2 separate regions of the Mus musculus genome follow, and region 2 is linked to region 1. The links are chromatin loops, found by intact Hi-C in ENCODE. Cell type or tissue: gastrocnemius. All regions are shown on one strand. Each heading gives the region's core, and the rest is flanking DNA. Links, peaks and the distances in the headings are about the cores only. Region 1 overlaps Gm43837 (a long non-coding RNA gene). Region 2 overlaps C030018K13Rik (RIKEN cDNA C030018K13 gene).

Region 1 (15,305 bases), core at 4,346-12,345:
CGGTGCCAAAGAAAGGGCAGGTGGGAAGGAAAATCAAACACGCTCACAAGCGTGCCCATGATTCTCGGAAACTCAAGGAAGGGAGGCACAGGTGCAAGGACAGCTGCCATAGACAGACTCCGCTAGTGCAGGGACATCTGTGCGACTCCTGGGCAAAGGTACCTGGGAATTCACATCGCTGGCCTCAGGTCCACCAGGCCCAACACAGCAAATCCAAGGAAGCTGATCATTGTGCTACTTCTTAAAACGTTATGAACCGAAATCAGTCTCGAGGTAGCTTTAACAAAAGACTGGAAGATTTGAATTGGAAACAAGGAAACTTTAGATGGAGAGTTATAGTTCTTGGATGTTCATCTAGACCAAGTAATACTTAGCGATGGATAAAGATCAGTAAGAGGGACTTCTTCATCCTTGCTATAGACTATAGGCAACAAAGTGCCTCTCAACATCTCGGGAGGCAACTTTTCAGGTAAGAGGGGTTGACAGTCAAACTCTAAGATGATTGTTAGACTAGACTTCGGTTTTGAGGTTAGGAGGGTGAAAATCTATCTTCAGGAGAGATAGACGACAATCGATTGGACCCAGATAAACAATCAAACCTGTGAACGATCAGAGAATGGGGGAGACAGCCGGTGTTTGTACGTGAAGAAAAGAAAGAGCCTTAGCTACGTTCACAAAAGCACACAATATAGAATGAAGGAATTTGCTTATAAACCTATCCCAAATGATAATTCCTTTAATAAAAAAAAAAAGTTCGTACTTAGGATTCACACGTGACTCTCCCCTCCCACCACCACCACCACCACCACCACCACCACCAGGCATAAACATTTAGGAGGCTGCAGGGCAGTGCATCGGTCCTTCTTGGCCCTGGCCTTTCTCATGGATGTCTGCACAGGGCTCAGCTTCTCCCGCTTTGCTCCTCCCATCGCCTCTTGTACGGGTGCGCATGCCCACTCTCTTCCTGATGCGCTAGAGAGCTCCCTTGCCCTTGGTCACCTGGAGCAGCTCCATGGCACTCCATCAGATCTCGTCTTGCAGGGACTTGGTGTATTTGCTGGGGTGCCTGAGACACCAGGTATGCCTTGCTTACGTTCTTCATTACCTTTGGGTCCTTGTTGAGGCCCAAAGCCATGGGGAAGCTCAGGGTTGCCGTTTTTTCCAATGGCAGTCACGACATGAAGGCCACATTCTATGTTTTCATAGTTCTCCTTCTAATAAAAACTGTGGACAAGTGTGTGCTAAAATTGTTCTTAAGGCCACATTAGCTAGAGAAACACAGTATGATTAAAGTACTCTAGTCCAAGAAGAAAATGATTAATCTCAAAATGTCTGAACCTGGCCCTACATTTTAAGTCTTTTCAAAATCCAAAGTCACAGAACAAGGAGCTTAAATACTACTGTAGCTTCTAGAATGTCGCTCTGAACCTAGTTCCATTTCCCTTTGGGTTGAATGGAGAAGAGGCACATTTGCCCTCAGTCGGCTGGGTCTCTTACACATCCTTGGGTAGATTGAAGGTTCAAGAACCAGAGATTTCATCACAAAGGACTGGACTCTTGCACCTAAGTCCCCTGCCTCAGCATAGAGTGCCAAGTCTTGATTTAATTTGACACACTTTAAGACTAAGTTAGGTAATCTTTCTACCCTAAGGAAAAGTCTCATCTGTCAAGCATGAATCACAAATACGCATCAACAATAGCAAAGACAATTTCAGTCAGCCATGGTGTTACAGCTCTGTAATCCCAGCTCTCGGGAGGGAGGCTGAGACAGAAAGATGAAGAATTCAAGAGTAGCCTGTCCCAGAGTCGAATGGGGGAAGGGAAAAAGAAATGGCTCAGTGGTTAAGAGTACATGCTGCTCTTGCAGAGGACCCAAGTTCAATTCCCAGCCTACAGGAATCCAACACCCTCTTCTGGCCTTCATCAGCTACTGTACCCATGGTGCACACTCCCACGTAGACACATCCGAGTACACATGATTCAAAAGTTGAAAGGGAATTGAATGGAAAAGACAAGGCAGGGGAAGAAAAATGAAGGAAATAGAAAAGGAAGAGGAAATGGAAAGAGGAAGGAAACCCTTCTGTCATCTTAACAATGACGCTTCTCTGAGTTTGTCCCATCTCTCAGTGATTGTTTACACCCATGCTCAGCTTCACCCACTGCCACCAGCACACGAGTTAGACATTTGTCCTTTCTTTGTCATCACGGAATCTTGAATTATAAATGAATCTACCTCTGCCTGCACTCACACATTCCTGCAGCCTTCATAATTATTCCCTTGAACAGTGTACCATTTTTGCAGCAAACAACAACAACAAAAACACAAAACCTCTACCCTTTAGTGGCTAAATGCCTACTTTTGGATCCAAAAAGCCCTAAATCTAAGCTCTGACTTTGCCATTTGTCATCCTGGCAACTGTGGTCGGCTTGGGTCCTCGTGTCCATTAAGTAGACAGTGACCAACACTTCCCACAACTACTGTGGGAGTTCAGTGAAGATACTGGAAAATAGACTTAAACGTGGTAACTGGCCCATGGGAAAGGATTGAGAAGCAGGGGGTATTTGATGCAAAATATAGAGGGGTTCCTCTAAGTTTCTCAATAGACAAGGCTGTCTGTGTCCCATGCTGGGGGCAGGCGGAGCCAAAAGAGTATAGAGAGGCCATGTGCTCGCCCCTCCAAACAGAGCAAACCAGTGTCCAGATGCTCGGACCTCAAACTTCTCATCTGTTCCCCTTCCTGGGCAGGGATTTCCCTGCTTAAGCCCCACTGCGAGGCTGTAGGGCAATACAGCATCACTTTCGGTAAACGGGCATTAGCCCCTTAGGGAAAGCAAGCATTAAACAGACCCATGAAGCAGAAACATTGCCCAGAGCACGGTTGGCCAGGATGGAAGAATCTGCTTAGGAAAAGCTGCTCCTTTAGGGACAGGAGTTCCATGCTTAACAATATGCTATTCACGGAGACTGCTGGAACAGCTAAGCTCTGAGGCCTAACTCAAAGGTGAATGCCCTTCGTTAAGTACTCAAAGGCATTTGGTACCTGAAGTAGAGCAGGCAAGTTATATACATGTGTACTGACTACTTTTATGTCAGCTTATGTCAGTTGAGGAGGGACCCTCAACTGAGAAAATGTCCCCACAAGACTGACCTGTGGGCAAGCCTGCAGAGCATTTTCTCGATTAATGGTTGATGTGGGTGGGCCCACCTTCAGTGAGCGGTGCCATCCTTTGGTGGGTAGTCCTGGATCATATAAGAAGATGGACTGAGTGAGCCAGGAGGAGCACGCAGCACCCCTCCATGGCCTCTACTTCAGTTCCTACCACCAAATTCCTGCCCCAAACTCTTCTCTCAGGGATGAACTGTTACCTAGAAGTGTAAGACAAAAATCAACTCATTTTTTTCTCAAGTTGCTTTTGGTCATGGTGTTTATCACGTTAGAAATCTTAACTAAGACCATACACATGTAAAATAGGCCGGTGGAACAGTTATCATTTCTATAATGTGAGGGGAATAATCCTCTTTAGCAAATTAATTATTAAGCATTCACCTACCTGGCTACTTTTTAAAATATTTATTATTCATTTTATTTGTTTATATGTTATTGTGTGTGTAGATAACTGTGTGTGACAGACGGGAGTGGGGTATACCAGTTTCCCTGGAGGCTGGTAGGGCCTGGGATCCCATGAAGCTGACCTTAAGGATAGTGATGAGCCATCCTTCTTGAGTGTTGGGGCCTGAGCTTGGGAACTCTTCAAAAGCAGCAATTGTTCTTAACCGATATACCATCTCTCAGACCCCAGCTGGCTACATTTTATCAAACATTTATTAGGTGTCAGATGCTGAGCAGGCATAGAGGCCCCTGCTGGATGCTGCTATGGCCTATATATGACTTGTGTGTGTTTACACATACACACAGAAGCAAAACTGATAGCACCAAAATGCCAGAGGAAATGATCTGGTAAAGTCTTGGGTCCACTAAGGCACCCTGACACTAACCCTGACCACTCTCTTTTATGGCTCAGCTTTCCTGGATCTCCACGCATCCCGTCCCTCCTCTTCCTGACATCATGTATACGTACATATATGTGTATGTCAGGTGGACACATTACATTTTATATATGCATGTATAATTTGCTTATTGCTTATCTATTTTGCCCTGCTAAAATGTAATCTCTTTGCAAGTAAGGAAAGAGAGGGGTGTTTTTTTTGTTTTTTGGGGTTTTTTTTTTTTTGGTTTTGTTTTTGGCTTTGGTTATTTTGGTCAGCTTTGATACATACCATGATGTATCTAGAAGAAAGTCTGGCATGGAATAGGCACTCAGTAAAGTTCCTCAAGTGTAATAGATCTGCTGGGGTAAAAGACAGTTATCCATCCATCCATCCATCCGTCCGTCCGTCCGTCCGTCTGTCTGTCCATCCATCCATCCATCATCCATCCATCCATCTATCTGCCATCCATCCATCTATCTGCCATCCATCTATCTGCTATCCATCCATCTGCCATCCATCCATTCATTGAGTAAGCATCTGTTGTCTTCTCTAGGTAAAGAGAAGACATTTTTTGATCTTCTCTAAGGGTTTGGTGGCCTGGACACAGAACAAAGATATTCTGACTGCTCTCATAGTGTGATCCAAGACTGCAGAGACAAATGCACAGGCCACATTCCTGAGCATGCCCGACCCTGGGTGTGGTGGTGACTTGCAGCGGTGACTTGCTGGGAATGAGGCTGGCCAGACATTGTGGGCACCAAGTCTAGAAACCTGGTCCCCTGGCTGAGCAGCTGAACCCTTACAATCCTCAGAGACGTAAGTTTCATTTTAAAATAACTCCCTTTAGATACAGACTTAGAACTCCATCAAAGCCAAATAAGCCAGCCCGTTTGAGAGGCAGAAAGCCAGATGGCAGGAATACCAAGAGCACTCTCTTCCTTGTTATCACTGATACTGGTCAAACCACGTTTTGCTGCTCTTCGAATCACAAAGGAATGGACTCACATTCACAGGTACTTTAAGAACACACTCAGACAGTCTCCAACTGTACACCAATCATTCCAGCCAAAGGATCAGAAGATGATGTGTGGAGGAAACACTCTCCTGGCTCTTCAACTACCAGCCACTTCCAGGGAAGGAAGACTTGCCTGCTTGAGCAGAGTGTACCTTGGGAAGAACGGATATGGGGTACAGCTAGAAAACCCATATGCTCTTTCTACTTCAGGCTGCATGTAGCCAGCCCAAGGAGAACTCGCTGAACCTCCATGGGTAGTGAGTTCCTTTCCAGACACCAGAAGCAGCCACAAATAGCAAGAAGGGTCTGGGACAGTTGATGACTGACCCTATGGAGCGGAGGCGATGCTATAAAAATCAGTTGCATACTGGCATCAGGAGACAGGCTGGCTGCTCCGGCAAAAACAGCATACAAAAATAATTCTGTTATAAACTGACTCTCTCCTATATATAGTAAAGACAAATAATCGCCCACTTCCCCCCGTTAATGTATCTTTCAGGTTCCTGTTTTTAAATAGCAGCTTTTCTGAAAAGCTCACCCTGCTGAACTTTCTAATGGTGGCCACAAAGGGAATATCTAGCCATCATGGAGATGACCATACAGGGGGACAGGAGGGAAGGGCAGGCTATGAGAGGGACCCTGTAGCTCACCCACAGGGAAAAGCAGGCCACTTGGGAAAAATCCAGACGCATTAGTTCCAGATTTTGTTGTTGTTGTTGTTGCTGTTGGTTCCTGTTCTCTGGCAGGCCAGAGCACTCTGCAGAAAGGGGACCTCCCAGGGCCCTTCCAGCCTGCTTCTCCTGCATGACCTGCACCTGCTCTGGGGCACGATAAAATATCTAGGGATAACACCCGGGGCGGAAGCCATGTGCATGGTCAAGGTCTATGCAATGTACTGATCTCTGATCAGTTACGATGCTATCAAAGTTGCCTTCCCTCACCGGTACAGCTTAAAAGCAAAGAACCAGACACCCCTCCTATGAGTGGCTCTGCCCAGGACCTGTATCTCAGCCCGTGTGTTGAGAAAGACAGACCCCGTCGTAAGCTGTGACCTTTACCGGCAGAAGCTTGCACTGTTCGCGGATGGAAGGAGACACAGTCACTCTTCCAACCATCTCCAGCTGAGCCCCGCTGGGAGCTGCTACCTCCTGTACACCTTGTCGTTCTACCCTAGAGACTTCATTTTTCTCTTCTTTTTACCTGTTTCCTCCCTCAGGCCTGGGAAGAGATGTAAGCCCTCACGGCTTTCTTACAACCACTCTCCTGAAAGACAAGTGACCAGAAGAGGAGATATCCCAGCAATAGGAAACACCATGAAGAACACCTCTCTAGAGTTCCATTAAGCTCTGGGAACAGGATCATGGTAATATTGTGCTGAGCATAAAGGTCTGAAATAGCTGCAGAGTGGTGGCCTTCCAGCTACTTCAGTGGGAGACTATGAATCCCTTGTCCTTTCAGTGAGCGTGTGGGGGATACAGTGTCTGCACCACTCAAGCTTAGTGCACTGTTCTAGACCCAGCACTGACTGGTGCTTACCTGGGATGGTACCCAAAACCTGCCAAACTTCTGTCCGTCTTGCTATCATCATTTCCGGTGTATGAGCAAGGCTTTAGTGGCCCTGAAAGATTGAGGGATCTCCCCAGGAGTACAGAGCTACATCATGAAAAGCCAGGACCAAAGTCCCTTCAGGACACTTAGCGGTTCCATTCTCCTGCCCCAAGAAGAGATGTCCAAAGGAGATTGCACAACCCACACTGAAAGTTGGTTCCAGGCACTGCCCTCAGAAAAGTCCCTCACCGAGCATTTGAGCTTCTCTCACTTCAGTCACAGTCCATTTCCTCTTCCCAGCCGGCCGGCATGCTAGAGAATTAGGTGTGGCAACTTCCAAGAAGGGAGGGAGGTACCCACCCCCACCCCCACCCCCCTCAGGACATCCTACAGCTCTGAATGGGAGCATTCCTTCACAGTAGTTGTGCTGGAACCAAAACCCTTCCTGTGAAGGTCACCTGCCCCCATCAGGAAGTCCCCCACCCCCTGCATCCTTGTCAAAAGCTCCTCCCCCCCCCACACCCCCTCCATCTTGGAGAGCAAAGGTTCATTAGCTTGCTAAGAAATCACATCTCTGCCTCTGGTGCAACAAGCCTAGGGTCTTGCAGCAGACAAATGGTATTTTTGGTTCCTTGGTAAGTCTACAAACCCAGGGTTCCATCTCCTGGCATTAAATAGCTTCCTTCCTAATTGGAGCATGCTCAAAAGTCAGACCCACCATAGGGCTTGTTAAAATTCTGATGGCAGTACTCCACCCACAGGTAGGACCCTGGGGCCTGTATCTCTAACAAGTTCCCAAGAGATGTTGATGCTGCTGGCCCTGGACCACACTCCGCATCTCCAGGGATTACTTTGTGGTGCAGCATTAGCCCCAGCAATGCCATTTTCACAAAGCACCATTTAAAACATGATTCCAGGATAACATATTATGTAAGACCCCAGAAGCACAAATCAGCATGTGAGGTCAAGAGGTAGAGGAGAGTGAAGAGCGTGAAGCCAGGTAAGCCCTAGCCAAACACTGAGAAGAGAGCTCTGGACGTCCTGTGCCTCCCATAAGGAGCGCACATCAAGGGATCGTGGAAAAAGTCTTGTTTATAGTCAGGCTTTCTTTCTCATTCCTGAGGCGACCACAGCTGACCTGGGCAAAACAGGCCTGCCCTGCCCAGACCTGCCCAAGGTGTTCCCTCATTCCTTGGAGGTGAAGATGGTACGGGCGGGGGGGCGGGGGGGAGTTGTGGGAAGGGGTATGGGGGACATGGTCTGGGGATACTGTCTGTCTCAGCCTGCCAGCCCAAGTGGACTCTGAAATTCCAATCTGAGTAGCTGAGAAGACAGAAAATGTTCTGACCCTTTCTGCAATCACAATTTCTTAGAAACATCAACATCAGAAGGTAAAACCTGAGTAGATTAACCACTCAACTTCTTCCCAAATTCTTTTGCCCGTTCCATTCCTTCTGAATGGAAATTTCTTTCTTGTGGCTATTCCTAGTCTCCCTTCCACAGTCAGCTATGGCTCCTGTCTGGGCGGTGGTCTCAGGCACTTCTCCCTCTTTGGCTTCCACACTTGCAGCATCCTTAAACCTTCAGCCAATCAGCATCTCCTTTGCAGGCTCCTTTGCCTCCTCCCTTTGTTCTTTCTGAATGATCATTTTCTTTTCTGTGACATCGACAACAAGAACTGAAGAAACAGAAGGAAAGGTAGCTGTAAGCAGAGGGAGGCTGGAAAGGGATTTTCTCTCAGAGAGAGAAGAAAGAAAGAGTGTAGAGATGCCTAGCAGCCCCCTGGAGGTTTTGAGGAAAGAGAACCCAGGCAGGTTCTGGAAGCAACAGAAAGAAACAGGGTGGAGATTGTAGCAGGGGTGGCTCTGTGGTGTGGTTACAGAGTGTGAAAAATGCAGTAAAGGGGATACAGCAATTCTGAAACCTCCCCTGGTGCCAGGGACCCTTATGCTTTAACTGCATCACCACTGTGGGACTAGGTGGCCTGGGCTCAGCCTTCATTGGCTCACCTCCGCACGATCCTTCCATCTTTGACCTTGCCCTTTCCAGTGTCTGGCACAGTGCCTAGGCTGTGGTAGTTGCTCAGAAAGGGCTCCCTTCTTTCCTCTCTCCAGCTCCGGGGCATCCTTCATGTTGACATGGGGACAGAATTGGAGTTGAGGCTGATAGGACAATAGGAGATGAGGAGGGAGGGTAAATAATGCATAGCACTGAACCCTCCCCCCCCCCCCACACCCTGGACCAAATACCAGCCTCACAATGCTGATCTTGGCAGGGGGCCCACCATCTACCAGACCCCCCCACCCCCGCAGGCCTCTGGGGTATGGCTAATTAAAGACACGCTTACTCATTTCATTCCCAAGTCACTATTTAAGGAAATAGAACCATGCCATTCCTCTAAGGCCTCTGACCTTAGATACTAGAGGCAAACAATGCCGGGGCTTGTCCAAGTGGCCATAAATGCAGAGCTGTTCAAAGAGCAATTGAGGGCCAGAAAGGGAGGACAGCACAGGCCACACAGCTGGGCCAGCTGCTGGATGGTCCCCTCCTTCCATTCTCCCCACTCTCTCCTCTTCCCCATCCCCTGCAGAAGCTAGTGGCAACCCTCCCACCCTGACACCCCCTCCCTACCACCTCCTCACAGTTAGCTCCTGGTTTTCTGAGCTCATTCAGACTCCTAGCTGACTCAGAGAAGCCTTAGTGATCTCCATGGATTTCAAGCAGGAGCAACTTGCAGCCTCTGGGATTTTTCAGGGTTTTTTGAGACTAAAGAAAAACATGGCTTTTGTATCTGTGTGTCGTGTATGTGCACATGTATGTTCATGTGTACATGTCTATCTATGCATGTAGGCAGAAGTCAGATAAGGACACCTGGGATCTTGTCCCATTACTCTCCTTTTTATTCCTCCTAGACAGGGTCTCTGAACCTGTGTCTGGACTGATGTATTGAGGATTGGTTCTAATGCTTTGATTTAATCAGGAATCTGTGTGTCCAAATGCTGAAGGACCTTGTCCCCAATTGGTTTTTGATTGATCAATAAAGATGCTAGCAGTCAATGGTTGGGCAAAAGGAGATGGACCGGGACACTTAGATTTGCGAGGGCTTGGGATAGAGAAGTGGAGACAGAGGATTGCCTGAGATGGCTTGAGATGAGTTGAGAGATGGCTCAGATTTAGAGCTGTGGCAGAGAGAGCCTCTGAGCAGTGTAAGAATTCTGGTAAGTGGCCACTGCCCACTTCCCTATTGGGCCTGGGGTAGCAGGCAAAGGCTTAGCACTGCCTAACCTTTGAGCTAATCACAGCATTTCAAAAACAAGCTAGTGTGTGTGTATCTTTCATTCGCCAATGAAAGAGTCCCTTGGTGGGTGACTGGAAGTGTGTGACCGGCCGGGAGCACAAAGTGGAATGGTATGTCTCTGCTTCTCCACCAGCCCCCTTCTCAGCATTGGGGTTAGAGGTGCACATAGAGCCATGCCTGGCTTTTTATGTGCATCATGGGATCCAATTCTGGTCTTTTAACGCTCTTGCTTATGGAGTCATGTGTTCAGTCCCCAAACACAAACTTTAATCAACACACTCTTGGCTGGGATCTGCCTATGTCAGATGTGGTATTGAGAAGGGAAGGGCAGAGAATGCAAAGCTTTCGATAGACTGTAGTGATCACTCAATAAAGGGCCTCCAGAGACTGCTCTCTGCTTCCTGCAGATGGAGCCTCTTGAGAACTTCCTCTGACAGCCATGAGCTCTGCAACTCCCTCCCTGCTGTGATGAGCTGAAACCTCTGAACCCGAGAACCAACATAAACTCTCCTCCACCATCTCTCTCCTCCACCATCTCTCTCCTCCACCATCTCTCTCCTCTACCATTTCTGTTGGAGATAGTGGTCAGAGTGATATTCAAGTAACAAACACAGAAAACAGATAGCAGAGAAGTAGGGTGACTTCTATGAACACCCCAAAGTCATCCTGCTTAGACTTTGGCAGATGATTTGTGGAAGGAATTTGGAAGTTTGGGGCAGTGGACTGGAGAAGCCCTGACATGCTGTGAATGTAATGGATGATTCTGGTCCAAATGTAGAAGACCCAGAATGCTGACAGAAACACGGATGGCAAAGGACAGGCTCAGAGGCTCCAGACAAGGACAGGGATTGTATAGGGAATTAGATCTCAAGTCATTTCTATTATATCTCCAGAAGGAATTTGTCTGTATTCTTTAAGGTCTTTAAATTTTGAAGTGAAGCTGGGTTTTTCTGTTGTTTTGTTTCCAAGGCAGGGTTTGTCTGTGTAGCCCCCACTGTTCTGGAACTCACTTTGCAGGTCAGGTTGGCCTCGAACTCAGAGATCTGCCTGCCTCTGCCTCCTGAGTGCTGGGACTAAAGGTGTGCACCACCAATCCAGCTTTGAAGCTGGTTTTTAAAAGAGTGAGCCAATTTATTTGGTTGAAAAAATTCCAAGTCTTCACAGCATTCAGGCTGGTACAGGGCCATTTTTGGCTGCTTTTAGTCAGGAAACTCCGAGCAGGAAAATTTGGGAAAACATGCAGTTTGAGAGAGAAAAACAAAAAACACAAAACACAAACTTACCTAAAGTTGGAGGTAAAACCAGTATAGACAAAGCAGCTAATCTGTTAAACAGATTAGCATCCTTCAAGAAGCTGCTTGCAGCACTAGGAAATGGGAGTGGAAGTGAGACCCCGCCCTGCTCTACGGTGTGAAAGTACAGACTCATTGAAAGAATTTCCTTTGTAAGAGAGAATGAAAAACATGCCTTCCTAAACAGGGTCTTCCAGAACTGATACACATGTACACACAGAGACTGTAACAATACAAACAAGACCTGCATAGTTACAAATCAGACAAGAGCCCAGGATGGAGAAAGGGAAGTGGAGGAGTCCACTCCTGACCAATCCTAACCATCAAACTAGTTGCAAACAAAACTCCTGGGAACGGGAAAATCCGTGTTCTTCAATGGAGAGATGCACAGATGTATCAACCTCACTCCAGGGTAGACTCCATGCCCAGGAGTAGTCGACTAACACAAAGTAGACTCTGTGCTTGATTGTATGTGAGTTGCATTATTTTATTTGGTATTTTTTTCTTACTGGTTTTCCTTTCTTTTCCTGTCTTTTCTTTTCTTTTTTGGTTTGTTTGTCTGTTTTGATTTTCTCTTTCATTTTTCTTTTTCTTATGAGAGAAAAGACGTGAAGCTGTGTAGAGTAGGGAGATGGGGAGGAGATGGGAGAAGTTGGGGGAAAGGAAAATGTATGATCGAAATGTATGGATAAAAACAATTTTAAAGAAAGTTTTAAAGCCCTCCTAGAAAAGCACTGACTAGAAGTATTTTCTTTGGTACAACAAAGTGGGCTCTCAGAAGCTGCGTATGCCTAGGGGCTATGTGTGTCTGACACTGTACAAGTGTGTGTGCACTCAGGGCTGCGTGTGCCTGATGCTGCCTGAGAAACTACAGGATTTAATGGTCATCATGCCAGGTTTCAGTCTTGCTTTGATCCTATCTTTTTTTGCTGCCCTCTTGTTTCTTTTAGAATGGCAGCATTCAGCCTATGTCCTCTTATACGCCATTTCAGTTTTGATTGAATGGCTCACAGCCCGGAGTTTTCTCTTGGGCCTCAGAAGAGACACTGGACTCTGGAACAACGTTGAGACTATTAAGACTACAGGAATTCTTAAAATTAGACACGATGCAGCTCTAGTCACGAGATGCCCACGAGCCTTTGGGTCCAGTGGTAGAATATTGCGGCTTGACTCTGAAGTGCCCCCACAGGCTCAGGCTTTGAGAGCTCATTCCCCATGTGGTGGTTCTATCCTGGGAGGCTGTGGAATGGGAAGTGGAGCTTTGCTAGCGGAAGGAGGTCATTTAAGTCAGACCTCAGAAGATAGCCCAGCCTCTAGCCCTGGCCCACTGTGACGTGAAGGGTCTTCCATCACATGCTCCGGCTGCGGTGGGCTCTCACATGTCTGCCCCACTCTGAAACCAGGAGTCGAAATAAACTTTCCTTCTTAGGCTGTTTCTGTCAGATCCTTTGGTTGAATACGAAAGCAGCCGATACAGAGAGGAAATCAGATACTAGTGCATCCGAGAGCACGATGCCATCCCAGGTAGGACAATCCATTGGCGCAGTACGTTTCATGGGCTGGGGTTCCAGACTGAGTATTAGAAAAAGCAACTTGAGCATGCGCATTAGCTCTTCTCTGCTTCCCGACTTGAGGTACCTAGCTAGCTGCCTTACTTTTCTCCCACCACACCTCCCCACCGTGATGGTCCACACCTTCAAACTGAGAGCGGAAATAAACCCTTCCTTCCCTAAACTGTAGATGTTCTTACAGTAACGAGATGAGCAATGAACAGGCCATTTAAGATTAGAAAACATTGCCGGGCGGTGGTGGCGCACGCCTTTAATCCCAGCACTTGGGAGGCAGAGGCAGGCGGATTTCTGAGTTCCAGGACAGCCAGGGCTACACAGAGAAACCCTGTCTCGAAAAAACCAAACCAAAAAAAAAAAAAAAATAGAAAACATCTTTCAATGCTTCAGTGTCCCCAAGCAACTGTGGTGATTTTTTATTTTATTTTTTATTACTTTACTTTGGTTTATTTCCATTTAAATAATAAAAAAAATCTGTCTGTACTAAGTGAATTCTCATCCTTCTGACTGAATTGGTAAACCTCAGTGACACTGTGGGTGAGCTAGGACTGACAAGATGGCTGAGGAGGTGAAGACACCGGTCACCAGGTCTAACAGGCTGGGTTCTGTAAATCCGCAGGGAACAAAGAAGGAACCAACTCACTTGGGCTGCCCTCTGACCTCCACCCTGAGCCTTGGTGCACTGTTTGAAACTGATTTGTAACAGAATATCTACTAAAAAAGTTTAAGGTTACTAAGTAACTATAAAACTAATTTTCATTGAGCTAATCTGACAAAATGGCTTTAGACCAAGAGTAGGGCTTGTTCCCTAATTGAGTAATTAAAACTGATTCCTTCTAAAACAGAAGACCCTCTGGAAATGGAGGAAGTGTTTTAGGCTGAAGCGAACTGGTAGGAACTGAGAGGATCCCCAAACATGCATAGTGGAAACTCATTCAGGGTTCTCCGGCTGACTTCAGGCAGGGAGAGTGCTCCAAATCCCTTCCAAATGTGGGTCTGATTTCCCTGGAACTGGAAAATCGCCTTTAACATCAAACTGATCCCTTTGCTCCACAGTCTCCCGTTGAAAAGGGAGACCATTCCGACCAACCAGCTTTTCCCAGCCCCACCCCAGCTCCCACAAAGGAACTTAGTGCCGAATCTAGCACAGACCTCCTCTCCAGGGAATCCCAGAGGCTTGTGGGGTGCAAGAGTATAGATTCCAATCTCTGTCATGGCTTCATGGACCTCACCCACAGCACTTACAAAGTCATATGTATGTGCTATGCTCAACTTAAGTGGGATCTGTCCATATTTTCACCAAAAGGGCATCGATTCAGATTTCCCAAGACCCTCGCAATCTCTAAGAAACTTCAGTTGTCCATGGTGTTTTCCATTGGCACATCCTATCTGTACTGGCTAATTTTGTGTCAACTTGACACAGCTGGAGTTATCACAGAGAAAGGAGCTTCAGTTGAGGAAATGCCTCCATGAGATCCAGCTGTGGGGCATTTTCTCAATTAGTGATCAAGGGGGAAGGGCCCCTTGTGGGTGAGACCATCTCTGGGCTGGTAGTCTTGGTTCTATAAGAGAGCAGGCTGAGCAAGCCAGGGGAAGCAAGTCAGTAAGGGACATCCCTCCATGGCTTCTGCATCAGCTCCTGCTTCCTGACCTGCTTGAGTTCCAGTCCTGACTTCCTTGGTGATGAACAGCAATGTGGAAGTGTAAGCCGAATAAACACTTTCCTCCCCAACTTGCTTCTTGGACATGATGTTTGTGCAGGAATAGAAACCCTGACTAAGACACTATCAGCAGACGATTAACTAATTGATTTGGAAGTCAAAATTAAGTTTATACTGATTCTTGGCTGAAGGAACCCTGGTAATGTTTCCTGGCACCTGAGTTTACTTATCTGTAAAATGGGTTCATTCCCCTCTCCAGGTGGTTTCAAAGGATAAATGAGGCAGTATAGATACGGTACTTATTAAGGTACTTCTCAGAGCCAGGCCTGGTGGCTTGTGCCTGTAATTCTAACACTCCCAAGTCATCCTGGCTACACAATGAGTTGCTGGCAAAGCTTGAACACTATACAATGTAAGTATAGCATACCTCAAAACAAAGCAGCGACAAATTCCAATGGTTGACAGGAGGTGTAAAGCAATGTTTATGAACAGCAGCTGTTGTTCTTCCGGCCGCTGCTGTTGAAGAAGAGGTCACAGGGACCCATCTAGGAGGGTTTCAGAAAAGAGGACACAAACTGGTTAATGGGAAGGCCCTGCTACAGATCCCTGTCATTGGATACTTCCCACAACAATGTGTAGCTTAAGTAGGATCAGTCACCTGGTGGTCAGATGTTTCCAAGTTCCTGGGGGTGAGACCGTGCTCTGCTGGGGAGCCCAGGAACGCAGCCTGATTTCCTGGTTCAAAAATCACACCTGTGAAATTCTATCCAGGTGGGAAATTCTTCTGCCCTGAGACTCCTGAAGCCATGGTTCATTATCAAGATATTTTTCCAGGTCACTCTGAGGTCACCTCCTTAACTAATACCACAGTCTGGGAGGATAGCCACCCAGGTCAGCTTCAAGGGCTTTTGCCTAAAATTCCACAGTAACAC
Region 2 (15,305 bases), core at 2,960-10,959, 96 kb before region 1:
ACAGTGACGCCCATGTGGACATCAGAGGACAACTCCTTTAGGAGTTGATTCTTTTCTGACATTTTGCGGGATTTGGGGATCAAATGCAGGTCATCAGGTCCATGTGCAAGCACCCGTACCCACTGACCCATTTAAAGTTGTTTTTTAAGGATCTGTGGGAAGGGAAAAAAGTAGGTAAAAAAGTTTTCTACATAAAGTTGGACATGTGTGTTCACAGATGCAGTCCTTGGTAACCAATGACCAATCACTACATAAAACATTGTATGCAATATAGTGCCTGAGTGAGTAACTTTTGTTAAAGACAACATTCACAACACACTTAGGGACTCAGGAACACTAGCCTGAAAAGTGGTAACTCTGGCATTCCTTTTAGCTTGGAGGGCACTGACATGGGAATGTGTTCTTCTAAGAAGGCTTACCTACTTGAACAACAGTTCTCAATGGGTGGCTTGTGACCCCTTTTGAAGTGGGGGGTTGGTCAAATGTCACAGATCAGACATCCTGCATATCAGATATTTACATCACTGTTCATAACAGTGACAAATTACAGTTATGAAGTAGAAACAACGGAATTTTACAGGTGGGGTCACCACAATTTGAGGAGTCGTATGAGAGGGTCACAGCTTTAGGAAGATGGAGAGCCACCAGCCTAGAGGAACACAAACACATTCAACCTACAGAAGAGCCAGAAACGAGTCACCCTGTACATGCACAAATGCTCCTTGGATAATGATCTAGTTTCGTTCAGCCTTTGAAGCAAAATCTAGATTTTTGACTCAGTAAAATAATATATCCACAGCACTGTCAGCCATGGAAACGACAGACCTCTTACAAATCAGCCGAGGAAGATGCTGAGGATCACAGACAGACACGTGTGTATAGCAGCAGAACATTGAGTGGTCAAAGCAAGTAAGAGCAGACCACATTTCTAATAGCAGGACCATCCAAACGGCAAGGCTTGTTTGTTTGTTTTTCTACCTGAATGCTTGTACCTTCAAAGAACAGAAACATCAAATTTTCTATGGGTCATTTTCTATGTAGAAAATCTAGGCAAAGTTCATACTATATTAAAAAGCAATGCTTGTAGTTCTGCATGTATTAAACTGAGATATCCTTAAGTCTGCAGGCTTCTACATAACATGTAGATAAAAGTTCACACACCTAGGTTTACTCATTCTTGTCATAGAGTCACAGCATTTTCTGTGTTTGTTTTGACATGGTTTTATGTAGCCCAGGCTGGCCTTGCTATGTAGCTAAGGATACTCTTGAACATTTGATCTTGGCCCCCACTTCCAAAATGCTGAGGCTTCAGTTCACCTCTAACACTCTTGACTCATAGGATAGTAAGCATATTGGGATCGCCCTAAAATAATAGGCACGTACACAGCCGTCATTTAAAGGGCTTTAACACAGAGAGATGCTTAACTGAACCTTGACTCTGTTAAGTCTCAATTTCCTGAGTGTTAAAAAGCTTGACAAACTCAGCAGAAGGCGTAAGTGACTTCCTAGGTGAAGGTTACCTCGATAACACCCCAAATATTTATCTTTTAAACCAGGGGTTTTGTTGTTATTTTCTGAAAATCTTTCTCTCTCGCTCTATCTCTCTCTTTTTTTTTGTCAGTTTTGTTTCGTTTTGGTTGTTTGCAAATGTTACTATGAACAAAACAACATCTTAAAGAAAGATTTGTTAGGCCAGGCATGGTGGCACATGGTACCTTAGGAGGCAGAGGGCCCACCTTGTCTACATAGTGAGTTCCAGGACAACCAGGGCCATGCATAGAGAGCCTGTCTACCAACAGACAAATAAAAACAACAGAAAGATCTGCTGCTTTACAGAGAGAGTTGTGTTCTAGTTTTATGTCATTGAAATGCATTTGCTTTTAGAAAAACCTCTAGATACATTTACATTTCATAACAGCCTTTTACAAAGGTTAGAATGTAGGCAATCATTTCTTAATACGATAAGATGCATTCTTACCCTTCTCACGTTCCTTCACATTAAAACACAATTTAAAATTCTTTCAGTTTTCTACGTATGGAATTAGAATTCTTAACTCTCGAATTGGCTTACCCTTTCAGAGCCCTAGGGAGAAAGCAAGCATAAACAGTTTTCTGTACATTTGCCATTTAGGAAAACCTAGCTATGAATAATCTCAACTACATTTTAAAAAAGAACGGGGCCAAGGAATACTTAGGACAGAATAAAATCAGGACACAACTGGCCCAACCATGTGGCTAAATTCTCTAAAGTCATTCCTCGGTCTCTAAGCAGGGAACAACAGCTGGGTTTTAAAATAACCAGTATTTTCCCACAACCTCAGATTCAGATCCATTGTAACTTGCCTGCAGATTACCTAGACCTGGCCAGTAGCTGGCCCTCTGCCCGCTTTCAAAAGGAAGAGCAGCAGAGGGGGAAAGGAGAAAAAAGAAAAAAAAAACTTAGCCGCTTCTATATAATTATGATACACACACACACACACACACACACACACACACACACACACACTTCATATTAGGTGTGCCAAGAGCAACTTCAGCTTGCAGGTGGAGGGCAGATGAAGTTTTGCCCTGTGGTCTTGGTCTCACCACCAAGAGGTTTGCTCAAGGTTCATGCTAACCAATCACCACACACCTCTGGGCTGCTGTGTTCCTTCTAAATAAGGAACCGGGTGGTATTCTAGACACTGAGCATACGTCAGAGGTCAAAGGACAACTTACAGGAGTCTGTTTTCTTCTTTCACTATGTGGGATCCAGGGGTCTATCTCAAGTCATCAGCCGAGGCACCATTTTCCCACTCAGCATCTCTCTTGCCCCTCTTAGACAAAGGCTTAATCAGACCATTGCTACTGTCAGCCTATTTTTAAAACTGATCAAGTCAATCACCATAGATACAGGCTTTGAGAGGCTGATTCATTCGATGACATATAAAAAAACAATTACACCAATTCAGTGCATAAGTCTATAAACCCGCTAGTCAGCTAGAATCCCTCCTCAGGGACCCCACCCCACTCCCAACCCCCCACCACCAGCAAGAATGCTGACTTAGCATTCTCCATGGTTACAGGAACTACAGAATCTCCCAAATACCTTTGTCTCTGTGTGCCTTGTAGCCCATTCCCTGCTCCCAGGCACAGAATTCAAGCTTCTATGTCACGCCAGCATGATTCTAAATAGCTCAAAAGAAGTGCAGATTGGCTTGAAAGAGCCCCAAAGACAAAGCTTGCCCAGACAAACAGATGCCCAAATCACTCTAAGGAATCTAGGGACTCAGGGGAGCCCCACAATATAGGAACAGAGGTTTCCTATTAGATTAGTTCAAAGTGAATCCAAAGAGTTCAAAAGAGCCTCAAAACACCAAGGGATCAGGAAGGACCACAGGTCCCTGGGGCCATTCCATCCTTCTGCTCCCTTTTCAGTCAAGTTCCTTTGAGTGGCTCATTCCCCAAAAGTGTCATTTCTCTGGCAGCACCAATAAGCAGGGCTCAGCTGCCTCTCCTGAAACACAAATTTAAAAATGGATTATGGTGAAAACAGAAATAGGAGATTTCACCAAGGTGGCCACCCTGGGGCTAACGGGAAGAATGGACAAAGGGGCCTGGTGACCTTGGGAACACAGACCATTGCCTTTCGCTGAGGGCAGCCGGACACAGTCCCTTCCCACTGGTTAAGTGGCCTACTTACCAAGGCAGTCTTGCATGTTTCAAGAAGTATTTATAAAGTTTGAGACCCCAAGTTTGTCCTCATAATTGGTATCTTATAGGTTTTTGTTGGGTTTTATTTTGTATTTTTATTTTCTGTGCATTGGTGTTTTGAACTCAGGACTTCTGAAAGAGCAGCCAAGTGCTCTTAACAGCTAAGCCATCTCTCCAGCCCTTTATAAATATTTTTAAAGCCATGGTAAAGAAGCAAAGTTAATTATGAAACATTAAAAACCACTGAAATTTGGTCTTAATTTCAATTTTTTGAAAATTTAATAGTACGAAATTGATGCTAAACAGAAAAAAATGTGTATTCACATATAGTTGCTGCAGTATAGTTTATAATAAAGGAAGCTGAAACCAGCTCTCCTTTATGGTGGAATTTTATACAAATTATGGTATGCATGGCGTAAGAGAAGTGTTTTCCTGTGTATGTTCATGTGTGTGGGTACATGTTCATATGCATGTGCATGCCTGTGGGGGTCAGAGGTTAACTTCAGGTGTCCTTCCATGGAGACATCCACTTTCTTTCTTCAGACAAAGGGATCTGTCTGCCTGGCTCTCCCTCCCCTGAGCTAGAATTACAAGCATACATCACATGGTTGGATTTTTTTTTTACATGGTTTGGGGGATCAAACTCAGGTTCTGGTACTAGATTTATTTTTAATATCTCTCTCTCTCTCTCTCTCTCTCTCTCTCTCTCTCTCTCTCTCTCTGTGTGTGTGTGTGTGTGTGTGTGTGTGTGTGTATGTGTTTACACACACACATACATGATGTGTGTATATAGGGAGGCAAGCATGTCATAGCATTTATGTGGATATCAGAGACAACTCTGTGGTGTTCTTGCTCTAAATGGAGTATTACACCAATTGCTTAGTGGGTTTCTAAATGAAATAAGAAAAGGGAACCTATTTGTGTAAGACCACACTGGTGATGTTTAGGTTGGTCATCACCCGTGTTCTGTTTCTTATTTTTAACAATGAACATGTATTCTAACTTTTGTTCACCAATGGAGAAATATAAATTATAAATAGATTATGTATATGTATATATGCATATACATGCATTATATTTATTTAATGGCTCTGGGGATTGAACTTAGTTTCACTACTGCTAGGTGGCATTCTAAGTTTAGTTTTATTTCATGTGCATTGGTGTTTTGTTTGCATGTATGTCTGCATCAGGGTGTCAGATCTTGGAGTTACAGACAGTTATGAACTGCCATATAGGTGCTGGGAATTGAACCTGGCTCCTCTGGAAGAGCGGTCAGTAATCTCAACCAGTGAGCCATCTCTCCAGTCCCCCTAACTTTAATTTTTAAAGAGTTCTTTGAAGTCAATCCATTCCCGGAGCACCAGAATGGAAGCAGAGTGTGCGGCGAGTCATTTTTCACGTGCACACTCCTGGCCCAAACAATGAGCTGCTGCACTCTGCAGCTCAGCTCCGAGCATCAGCAGTCATCTTGAGAGTCGAAGCAGAGACCCTGTGTATCTTGGATGCTGCTATTACATTGCACAATCCTCTACACACCGCAGCAGTAAGAGGGGAACCCAGGCTTCGTACCAAAAAGGTTCACACGCTCTGATATTCACATTCTAGTTTCACTTTGACTTGAAAGTCACACAGAAACCAAATGATTAAATCTGCATTTCCTTTGAACTCTGTGTAGATGGTGAGGTAGGGATTCCCCTTGTAGCTGACATTCCTTACCAAAAAGGATTCTGGAGGCTCTTGGCTCTGAAGCTGTCAGCTGCCTTGACACCAGCCCGATCCAGCGGAATTAGACACTTCCTGTGTTCTGTGGGATTTCACAGGTCTCTGTGCAAGCTCGCACCTCTGTAGCAAATCATGGTTGCTTTCAGATCAACAGTTAGTTCTCACAGTTCTCCTGAGCAAGAGAGAGGAAGTGAGAGAGAGGCTTGCAAGCTCTTGCTGCAGTCCTTTTTAATCTATTGAAGACGGGGAGGTACCAAGGTGTGAGGTCGGCTCTGTTTTTCTCACAGCGGGGCGTGGTCCTCAGAGCATGGTCTGCAGAGCATGGTTCTCAGAGCGGACCTCTAACTCAAGGCTTTGATAGAATGGCCCTGTGTGTGTTGTACTTAGTAGTGCCGAGATGTTTGCAAGCCAATCGTTTCGGTTAGATTCCTCTTATCATAGAGACTTCAGGAGAGTTTAAAAGTGTGGATGCAACCTCGAAACAGGGCTCCCTCCCTTCTAGTCCTGCACATTACCACATTCTTCTAAGCTCCAGACTTCATGATTGTTGATAGTGTTTGCTACTTAGAAATGAGCAAGCTTGAAGGTTGCTGAGGATGAACCTCCTCCTTCATAATCAGCTTTGGACGCCATCTTGCCTCTCTGTTTTATAAAAGGGGGGAAACATCATAATTGACCTTCTTAGGCATGTGGAAATGGAGAGAAGATATCAAGTTGCCCCCAAGATCTAAGATCCCACGACGGGGGACTATGGATTAGACATAGGTGAGAAAGGGGGACATAGCATGCTTTCTTGGGGTCCAGGCAGGGAAGACCTTCCTGCTTCTGCTAAAGAAAGCATGGTTATTCCTTATACTTGCTTAGTTTTCTTTCTTTACTTCTTGCTAATCTGTGCTGATGCATGATTTCAGAAAAAAAAAATGGGGTGAGAGTCATATCTTTGGCCATGGGGAAGAGAGACTGTCTGAACTACCCAAAAAGATCCCAAGATTGCTGGAGGCCTTTTGGTAAGGAACAAAGACTTGTTACTGTCTTCCTCTTGAAGAATTCATCTAGATAGGCCTGTCAGTCACTCAAGCAGGAAAATGCCCCTTGGGAAAGCTCTCTGCCCCCAGAGACTTCAGAAAGTGCTATGAGTCACACTAAATGTGTAGCTCCTTGTAATGGTCTCTCTGGCCATTGTCTAGTCTCACTCTGTGAGAGTGTTTCCAATTACTCTGTAATAAACCTTACCTATAGCATCTACAATAGGTCAGTTGAGATCACAAGAACCAGGGAACCATTGGGAAGCCGGGGTGAGGTCCTGGAGATACTTCCATCTCCACACTGGTTACTAATCCGTCAGTCTCTGTCTGTGGCTCCATCCTGTTAGGCTGTCGTTCTGAGGAACCTGTCCATCTCTTCTAGGTTGTTCGGCTTGTTGAAGATCCTGCTCACCCCAGTCTCTTAGGCTTTGTGATTCTGCAGTACTAACTGTGACGTCTTCTTCATTTTATGATGTCAATTGCTTATTTGACTCTTCCCTCTTACTAATCTAGGTAAAAGTTTGTTCGCTTTAATCTTTAAAAAAAAAAAGCTTCAAGTTTCACTGATCTTTTCTGTTTTGTTGCATTTCTTCTTCTGGGAAGAGATAAATAAACATTTATTTGCCCCAGATTGGGACAGACCAAGGTAATGAGCCCACTCAAGTCAAGCTTGCTGAACTAGTTAGTATATTGAGCTTACAGGAGCACGAATGAACCGTAACAGAAGTGTGGGTGATGTCTAAACAGCTTTATCACTGCAACATGCCATCCCATCCTGGATAAGAACCCTATGGAAGCTGCATCCCTGAATCACACTTCTACTTCTGTGGGCTCAAGCATCTGCCAAGATCACTTGCTGGGGAAGGCGTGGAAACGGAATGGCTAGAATCCCAAGCAAGGGTACTCTGAGTATACTTTCCATCAGCATCTTGTCAATAACTTCCTTACTGTTACTACACACCTAGCTGTTGTTGTGTTCTTCTGCTTGTTTTGTTGCCATGGCTACTGGACCACCGCTGTTTCTACTCTGTGATGTTCATGGAATAACTGATGCTCCACCACAACATGTTGATTCTCGAACTGCTTCTTCATCTATTTATGCTCTGGCGTGTCCTATGTATATTATCCTACTAGATCTCGTATTGATTTTCTTCCTGTTCTCTCTCTCTCTAGTTCCTTGAGATATAGAATCAGGTCGTTTATTTGAGATCTTTCTTTTTTCTCATTATTGGCATGTATCACCATCAACTTTCCTCTCGGGACTTCTTTGTGTCCTGTGTGTTTCCATTTTCTACATTTCTGTTTTCATTGGTAGATCAAAACAAAACAAAAACAACCCTCTTTTGGCTTCACACAAATAGTTATTTGTTTGTTTTGTTTTGTTGAGTCAGGGTCTCTCTATGTAGTCCTGGCTGTCCCTGGAACCCACTGTGTAGACCAAGCTGGCATCGAACTCAGAGAGGTAATTAAAATACTATATTATACAAACACAAACAAAAACCCACGAGCCAAAAAATTTACTTCTTTTAGACTGTCTCTGCCAGCCATCTTGTTACAGTGACAAGAAATGTACCTACTAAAGTTAGGGCTGTCATGGAACTTCAGTTTCTAAAGATTTGGAAAACATGTCAGTTTTATTTGTGTTGAGTATCCTTTGCTGCATACAATATTTTCATAAAACTTAGTCTCCCAGTGAAACAATGAACATTTTATCTCTCTGCTCTGAGTTAGAATTTCAGGAGCATATGGAGCATACAGCTGCTTGGGTATCCCCATATTATGGATATGCCATATTATAGCAGCTGATTTCTCACACAGTAAGTGATCCAACAAAGCAAGGCGTAGAAGCTGCTAAGTATTTCCTAACCTAGTCACTGGAGTCACATGCCTTCCTTCGGAAATATTCTGTTACACAGACCAACCCCACTCACTGGGGAAGAGGTCTGTCTGCACTAACATGAATCAGGTCACCAAAGGCCATCTCGGACCTGGGACACGAGACTCACCTTAGGCACCCATTGATTTGTGACTTTTAACGTGCAGAGTTGTATCCCTTCCAAGTCTCTCACTCCCATCTCAGCATTGCTTCAGCTCTGCCTCTACAGAAGCCTAGGGAGACTCAAGCCCATTTCTTGACTCCTAAAACCCTGGATTTCTTTTGCCGCACCCTGTGTTTGTTATTGCTTTATTTCCTTTTTCACTGGTCTTCAAGACTTTTTTCAATTTCCCTTTTGGTTTCACACAAAAGTTTTAGTTGTTATTGGGGTTTGTTTGTGGCCTAGGCTCTGAAGACATAGGTTATCTGTCTGCTGAAACCTAACATGAAACTCAATATTCAAGGAGAGCATGAGGGGATGACACACAGAGGAGAAAGATAGCCATCACACAAGACACACTGGTCCATAGCAGAACAGAACTTCATCAGGACCTGCAGGAGTCCCTCCCTGATTAAGAGCCAGAGCCAGAGAATAGGTCCCTCTGGTTCTCGGCTCCTTCTGTGCTTTCTAGAGTGTCTTTCCATACACACAGTCCATATTTTCTGCTTTCATGGTTTCCCTTCTTCCTAGAGTTCAGAGGCCTCTTCACTTTAAATTGTCCATGTCTCTTTGAGTCCTCGTTAGATATGGCCTCGCTAAGTCTATAAAAGTTGTGGTTCCTCTGGAAATATGAGTGATGCTCATTACATTTGTTAAGACCACGACCATGGGTCTTCTGAGAAGATCATTCTTGGATGTTAGGCTGCCATGGGGATTTGGGGACTGCACAAGAGTATGACCTTTAGCCTCGTTAGAAGCCTCTGTTGTTCCTCTCAGTTGTTCCCCAAGGCACTGCCTGGATATTCCCAGATCTTAACAAGTGATTTTACAAACACAAGGTAGGCTTTATCTTCTTATCATGCTTTCCTCTGATGCCTCTGATGTTATCTTTACCTAGAAGGCATTTTCACAGTCTAGCACCGAGGCATCCATAGAGGCTAGGAACCTTTAAATATAGCATTTTTTTTACTTTAAATTTTAAAAAAATTAAAAATTAAAATAGCTCTTCTTTTAGCTTATTTGTCTCATTGTATTTTATAGAAAGTCTAAACCCATACTCTTTAATACCCTGCCTGGGAATTTCCTCAGATAGATGTCCCCATGTCAACAGGAGCATTTCTACTTTGTCCCAGGCAACAGCATGCTAACTTTCTTACCAGTACTTAAAAAGGTTCTCCTTTCTTCTCATGCAGAGTGATGTTTTCCTCATGTCCCATTAGCCCCAGTGGCTGTCACTTCAAAGTCGTTTAGTGTTTTCACTTTATCTTCATCTTCATCTTTATCCTCCTGGTTCTTACTCAGTGTTGGATTGCAGGATTCTACTCACATTTTAGATTTCGGATACAGCATTTCCATATAGTAAATCCAGGTATAAATTTCTCCCAAAGCAGTACCACTAAACAGTAAGGGTAGTCTCGAATGTTACCTGTGTACCAGAAATGAGAACATCAGCTGATTGGTTCTGCCTTGGACAGTCACTCATGAAGTTTTAGTCAAGATGTTGACCAAAGTTGTGGCCATATGAAAACTTAGTTATAAGCAGGCAAATCTCTTTCAGTGGCTGGCAAATGGTGTTGGTCATTAAATGGGGATGGGTGGGTAATATTGGTTATTAGATGGGGAAGTGGTATTGGTTACTAGATGGGGGTGGTACTGGTTATTGGATGGAGGTCTCAGTCACTTGCCACTGAACTCACTTTCAGGGTAGATGAGTGCTCCCACGGCAACTGGCGCCCCTCAGAGGAAAAAGTAGTGATTGTTCTATGTCTTGTAATCTAATCTGGGAAGTCACACACCATCATGTAATCTCTGGGTCAAATAGGTTCACTCTGATCCATTGTGGGAGGAGAGTCCACCAAGGCAGGGCAGCCAGAAGGCAAGGGTCATTGAGGGATGTCACAGAGCTCAGTTACCACAGCATGTGTATTCATACGCTCAAGGCTTTTTCCAGTGACAGAGCAGTACCCTTTTCAACAAGGAGCTATTGAGTAGCTACCACACACGCTGTTCTTAATGCCAGATAAATGCTGACTTCCGAAGCTTGTAGAACAGGAGGAGTCTGAAGGACTGGAGACGAGGCTGAGTGAGCGAGTTTAGGCATATGAGTGACGGGTTAGAGGCAGGGGGTGGGGGTGGGGGCTGAGCAGGCAATGGACAAGATGCGAGGCATTTGTGTGGCGTGATTTGTGAAACCATGGGAGACTTTGAAACCTAGCACGAATAGACTTGTTTTAATAGAATCACATAGCATCTATGCTGAAGAGGGTATAAGTGTATGTGTGTGGGGGACAAGATATAGGGGTCCAGAAATTAGACCATGAAAGTAATGAGGCAGTGATTATTGAAGTGTGGTCTGAGGAAGAGAGAAAGCAATGAGGGTGGACGCTGTATTTCAGATGACGAGCCCGTGGTGTTCTCTAAGGGACTGAATAGAGTACACATGTTTGCCAAGACCAGAGCCTCTACTCCAAGTGTCTTTGCACACTGGGCCCCCTTGTTCTAGAAGACTCTTCCTCAGGTAGCACCTCATCTTTGCCTTCAGATCTTTAGACAAAGTCCACCTTCTCCACGACGTGTCTCCTAATGAAGCAGCAGTGTTCCACCCTCCTCCTTCAGCCTCTGCCCTCTGCCCTGCGCTGGTGTTCTCTCACCACACTGGTCAGCAGCTGACCCAGGTGTTCCGCTGTCCTCTGTCTCCTAATTAGAAATCTGAATCCGTGACAAGTAGTAGTTTTGTAGGCTTTGGACACTTTTATTTAGCACTAGGAACAGTGTGCATGGTGGGCATTGCATTCTGTTAAAAAAAAAAAAAAGAAGAAGAAGCTATCAAAATAAAAATACTTACAGGGGCTGGCGAGATAGCTCAGTGGTCAAGACCACATACTGCTTTTGCAGAGGAATTGAGTCTCCCACAGCTCTCAATTGTCTCAGCTTTGGGGGGATCAGATGCCTCTGGCCTCTGTAGGCATCTGCACACATATGCACATATCCACATCTCCCATGCACAAACACATACACCTAATTTTTTAAAATATAAAAATCAAAAGTGTATATGTAAGAAAAGAAAGCTTCATCGGGTTTGGTTTGAGTGGGGGCAATAGTGAAATTGGCTTTTACTAAGGCAAATAGCAGGAAGAACGGCTCGATGGTAGAGTTTAAATTAAGAGCACCGAAGGGCTGGAGAGGTGGTTCAGTGGGTTGAGGGCTTGCTATGCAAACATGGGGGTCTGAGTTCAGATCTGCAGCATCCATGTGAAAATCACGTTCATAATCCACAGAGTAAGAGGCACCAAGAGAATATCGAACTCACTGGTGAATCAGTCTAGCCAATCAGTGAACTTCAGGTTCAGTGAGAGACCTTGTCTCAAAAAAGAGCATGATAGAAAGGACATCAATGTTGAACAGATACACATGAGTGTGCATTCACATATATGCCCCCATACATACATACATACATACATACATACATACATACATACATGCATGAGATTGGAGATATCTACATAGAAACCTGATGACAAGTAGATTCACAAGTCTGACCTTTGAGGCAATGCATGTAGCTACAGACAAGGCCTAAGGACTGTGTTCGAACCACCCTAATGCTCAGAGGTTGGGCAAAGAGAAAGAACAAGCAATAGCCACCAACGGATGGTGCCATCAGGGAGGTGGGAGAGAAGTCAACTCCATGTTAACACTCTAGCAGCAAAATGAAAGGAGTTATCCTAGGAACTATTCTATTGCTGTGATAAAACACCATGCCTAAGGTAACTTATGAAAGGAAGCCTTTAGGATGAGTCCCTGATCTCAGGGAGGGAAAGCGTGGCAGCGGGCTGGAATGGCAGGCACTGGAGCAGTAACTGAGAGCTCATATCTGATCCAAAAGGTACAGGCAGAGAAAGGAAGACTTGACATGGTGACACACCTCCTCCAACAAAGGCCCATCTCCTGATCCCTTTCAAACTGTCCCACAACTGGGAACCAAACATTCAGACAGCTGAGACTTTGGGGGACATCCATTCAAGCCACCACAGGGAGTCACAGGCATGACAGATGTTTCCCTGGTAAGTCAGACATGATAAAGATTAAGAGCTGTAATGCAGGATAATTGATTATGCCGTGAACCCTGAGATTGTGTTATTTATTGAAAAAAATAAAACCTGTTTCTAGTTGTGGTGTGGCTCGGCCTCAGCACATGCCTTTAATCCTTCTGTCTGGAATACCAACACAACCTTAGTGCACTCTAATCGCAAACAATGAAGGTAACTTAAGTTTGTAGAACACCCGTGTTTGAAAGTGATGTCAAATTGAGTAGCAGAAAAGTGATGAATCAGAGGGAAAAAAATTGATAAAATAGGATGTGTGCAATTCTCACAAGAAGAGAGAGAAAGAAGAAGGTAACATAAGAGGGGACAGCTCAGAGGGGGAAAGGAGGGACAGGGACACGGAGAGACAGAGAGAGAACAAGCTAGACACAGGCAAAGACAGAACAAGCCAGAGAATGAGAAGGAGCCAGAAAATCAGAACAGATTGCTGGAGTTAGTTTGAGTCCAAGCAGAACAATTCAGTCAGAGGCTGAGAGAGAAGCCAGATTGAATCAGCTTGGAGAGGAGTTGGAGCCAGAAGAGCTGAGTTGAATCAGCCAGCCAGAGTTCAGAAATCACAAGAAAGGGTGAGCTTATTCAGCAGTAAGTCTCAGACGCTGAAAACATTCTAGGTCTAGCTAAGGTTGTAGGGAGTCTAGAAGCTTCCAGGACCAGGCCTAGGTTAGCAGATGGAGGCAGTAAGCCTTTGAGATGACAATTACATCAGGAGAATAAAAGTTACATTTACACACTTGACCACTCCCCTCTTACCACCCAAATCAATAGTGCTGTGACACTTCCAGAGATGGAGCCCAGAGATGGGTCTGCACAGGTAAGCGAGAGAGCTAGATCACTGAGGAGGGTCTCTGGTTCCTAAATCGGCAGTTCTCGACCTGTGAGTCATGACCCCTTTGGGGAGTGAAGGATTGTTTCTCAGGGGTTGCTTAGGAATATCAGAAAGTACAGGTATTTACATTATGACCCATAACAGTAGCAAAATTATAGTTATGAAGTAGCAACAAAAATAATTTTATGGTTGTGGGTCACCACAACATACATGAGGAACTGTATTGCCAGCATTAGGAAGGTTGTGGTAAGTTTTGCATTACCATGTGAACAAATGTTTATATTTAAGAATTCCATGATATATATATGTATATGTATACAACACATACTCAGACATGTAATTATTTATAAATACTTCCTTAGCCCATTCCATGAACCTAAATCACATGCTTCTTATTATAAACTAAAGTATTCTTTCCCGATTGTCACCCGACCCCAAGCAAACTGCAATTTATTACATTCTTTGAAAGAATAAAATAATCAGCTCAAAGTGCACACCAGGAAATGAATCAGCACAGTACCATCTGGAGGAAGCCAAGCTAAGGATACAGCCAAGACAGCTCAAGGCATCTTTTGGCTGCAGAACTCGGGGTATTAAATTCCCCAGGCTCCGCATGCTTTGGAAGGTAATGCCTGTAATAGTAGACACAATAGCACAGAGAGGTCGCTCCTGTCATGCGTTAATGCCTGGAGTGAATGTGGTAGGACAAACATTCACCTAGCTCGGTCTTTCACTTAGAATGTGAGGCGCAGGATGACTCGAGTCACGCGCAAAACGCCACTTTTGGTTCATGACATTTGGTGTTTTTAAGAACACTTCAAGTTGAGAGGTTCACAGTGATTTTATCCTGCAGAAGAAAAATTACACAAATAGTACAAATAGTTACCAATGGGTCTGCCTGAGACTCTGCCCCATAAATGATGCTCAACTCATGAAAACAGCTGCCCAATCGACTAGAACCACCGCAGGCTGCAAGCCGCCCGTGTGTTCATCCGGGTGGGCTACCCAGATCCTGCTGCCTGGCAGCATGGCAGAGAATGTTTGGAAACTTTCCATGAGATTCTATAGATGTAACGGTGGCCCAAGCCAAATGTCAGTTGTTGTGCATCGTAATTATGCATTGCTTCCAACTGGAAATAGTTATCTACCCATTTGATTGTAAGTCCAAGTCACAGGATTGGCCCCAATTGGCCTATGCTTTCTCCTAACGAACGAATAATAATGGGTGCTGTAAGAGTGCCTAGGAGAGAGGTCCCTCTGCTGGGCAGAGCTGAACGGGAAGTGGGGGTGGGGGGGTTGTTTTGTTTAGTTTTAGTTTTCTCCTAGCTACCTTCTATCTTCTCTGTCAGAGATAAGGGGGCAGACCCTGAAAGGTAGGAGGGTTGAAAAGGGACCTGCATTACTACATCTCATAATTAAACCATCCAAAGGGAGGGATGAAAGCAACTGCTTAGAGAGATGAGAACATGGGACCCAGGCCTGCAACAAAAGTCAAGCGCTTGTCAGACTTGCCCAGTCCAGGGCTCTCAGTGAGTCAGAAACTCCGAGTCGGCTGAGGGGCTTGTACATTCTATGTCCGTTCATAAGATGATCCTCACGCATCTCAAGTTGGAGAGCCGTGGAGGGCATTCAGCACGTCTTGGAAGAGAAATAAGACAAGAAATCCTTGCCTTACAGTGCTCAGGTAGACACGCCCAGCACCATTCAAAGAGCTACTGGAGCGGGACAGAGAGCATCCCTAAAGAATAACACCCACCCATCTCCCCTTTCACCGCTCGTGTTCAGTGCAGAGCTTCCGGTTACGGTGACTTCGTATTTTATTTCCTGTATTTAGCAGCTTTTCAGCAGAGAATAAAGATGCACTTGAGATCTTTACCCCAAGTTTTTATTTATTTATTTT

What was found. Hi-C counts contacts between places; a loop is a spot of excess contacts. Peaks named below come from ENCODE experiments on the same cell type or tissue, not always from the same donor. Only the 100,000 strongest peaks of a DNase experiment are listed, where the experiment ranks them.
Region 2: it touches region 1 in a loop (2.7-fold over the local background); 13 of 42 quality-filtered maps call a loop at or near these places.

Annotation. Positions count from the first base shown.
Region 1 is chr5:64,383,140-64,398,444 of GRCm38, reverse strand. Gm43837 (a long non-coding RNA gene) reads right to left here. Exons shown (of 3, transcript XR_003955925.1): 2 at 14,801-14,918; 3 at 8,570-8,716. Among named protein-coding and RNA genes, the nearest start is that of Gm43837, 13 kb to the right of the region's middle. In gastrocnemius, for the core only: no CTCF peak of the experiment used is centred there; DNase peaks (open chromatin) are centred at 8,646 and 8,807; H3K27ac peaks cover 6,532 bases.
Region 2 is chr5:64,478,173-64,493,477 of GRCm38, reverse strand. It overlaps C030018K13Rik (RIKEN cDNA C030018K13 gene), which reads right to left. Exons shown (of 2, transcript NR_045413.1): 2 at 9,511-9,902. Among named protein-coding and RNA genes, the nearest start is that of C030018K13Rik, 8.8 kb to the right of the region's middle. In gastrocnemius, for the core only: no CTCF peak of the experiment used is centred there; no DNase peak of the experiment used is centred there; H3K4me3 peaks cover 830 bases; H3K27ac peaks cover 754 bases.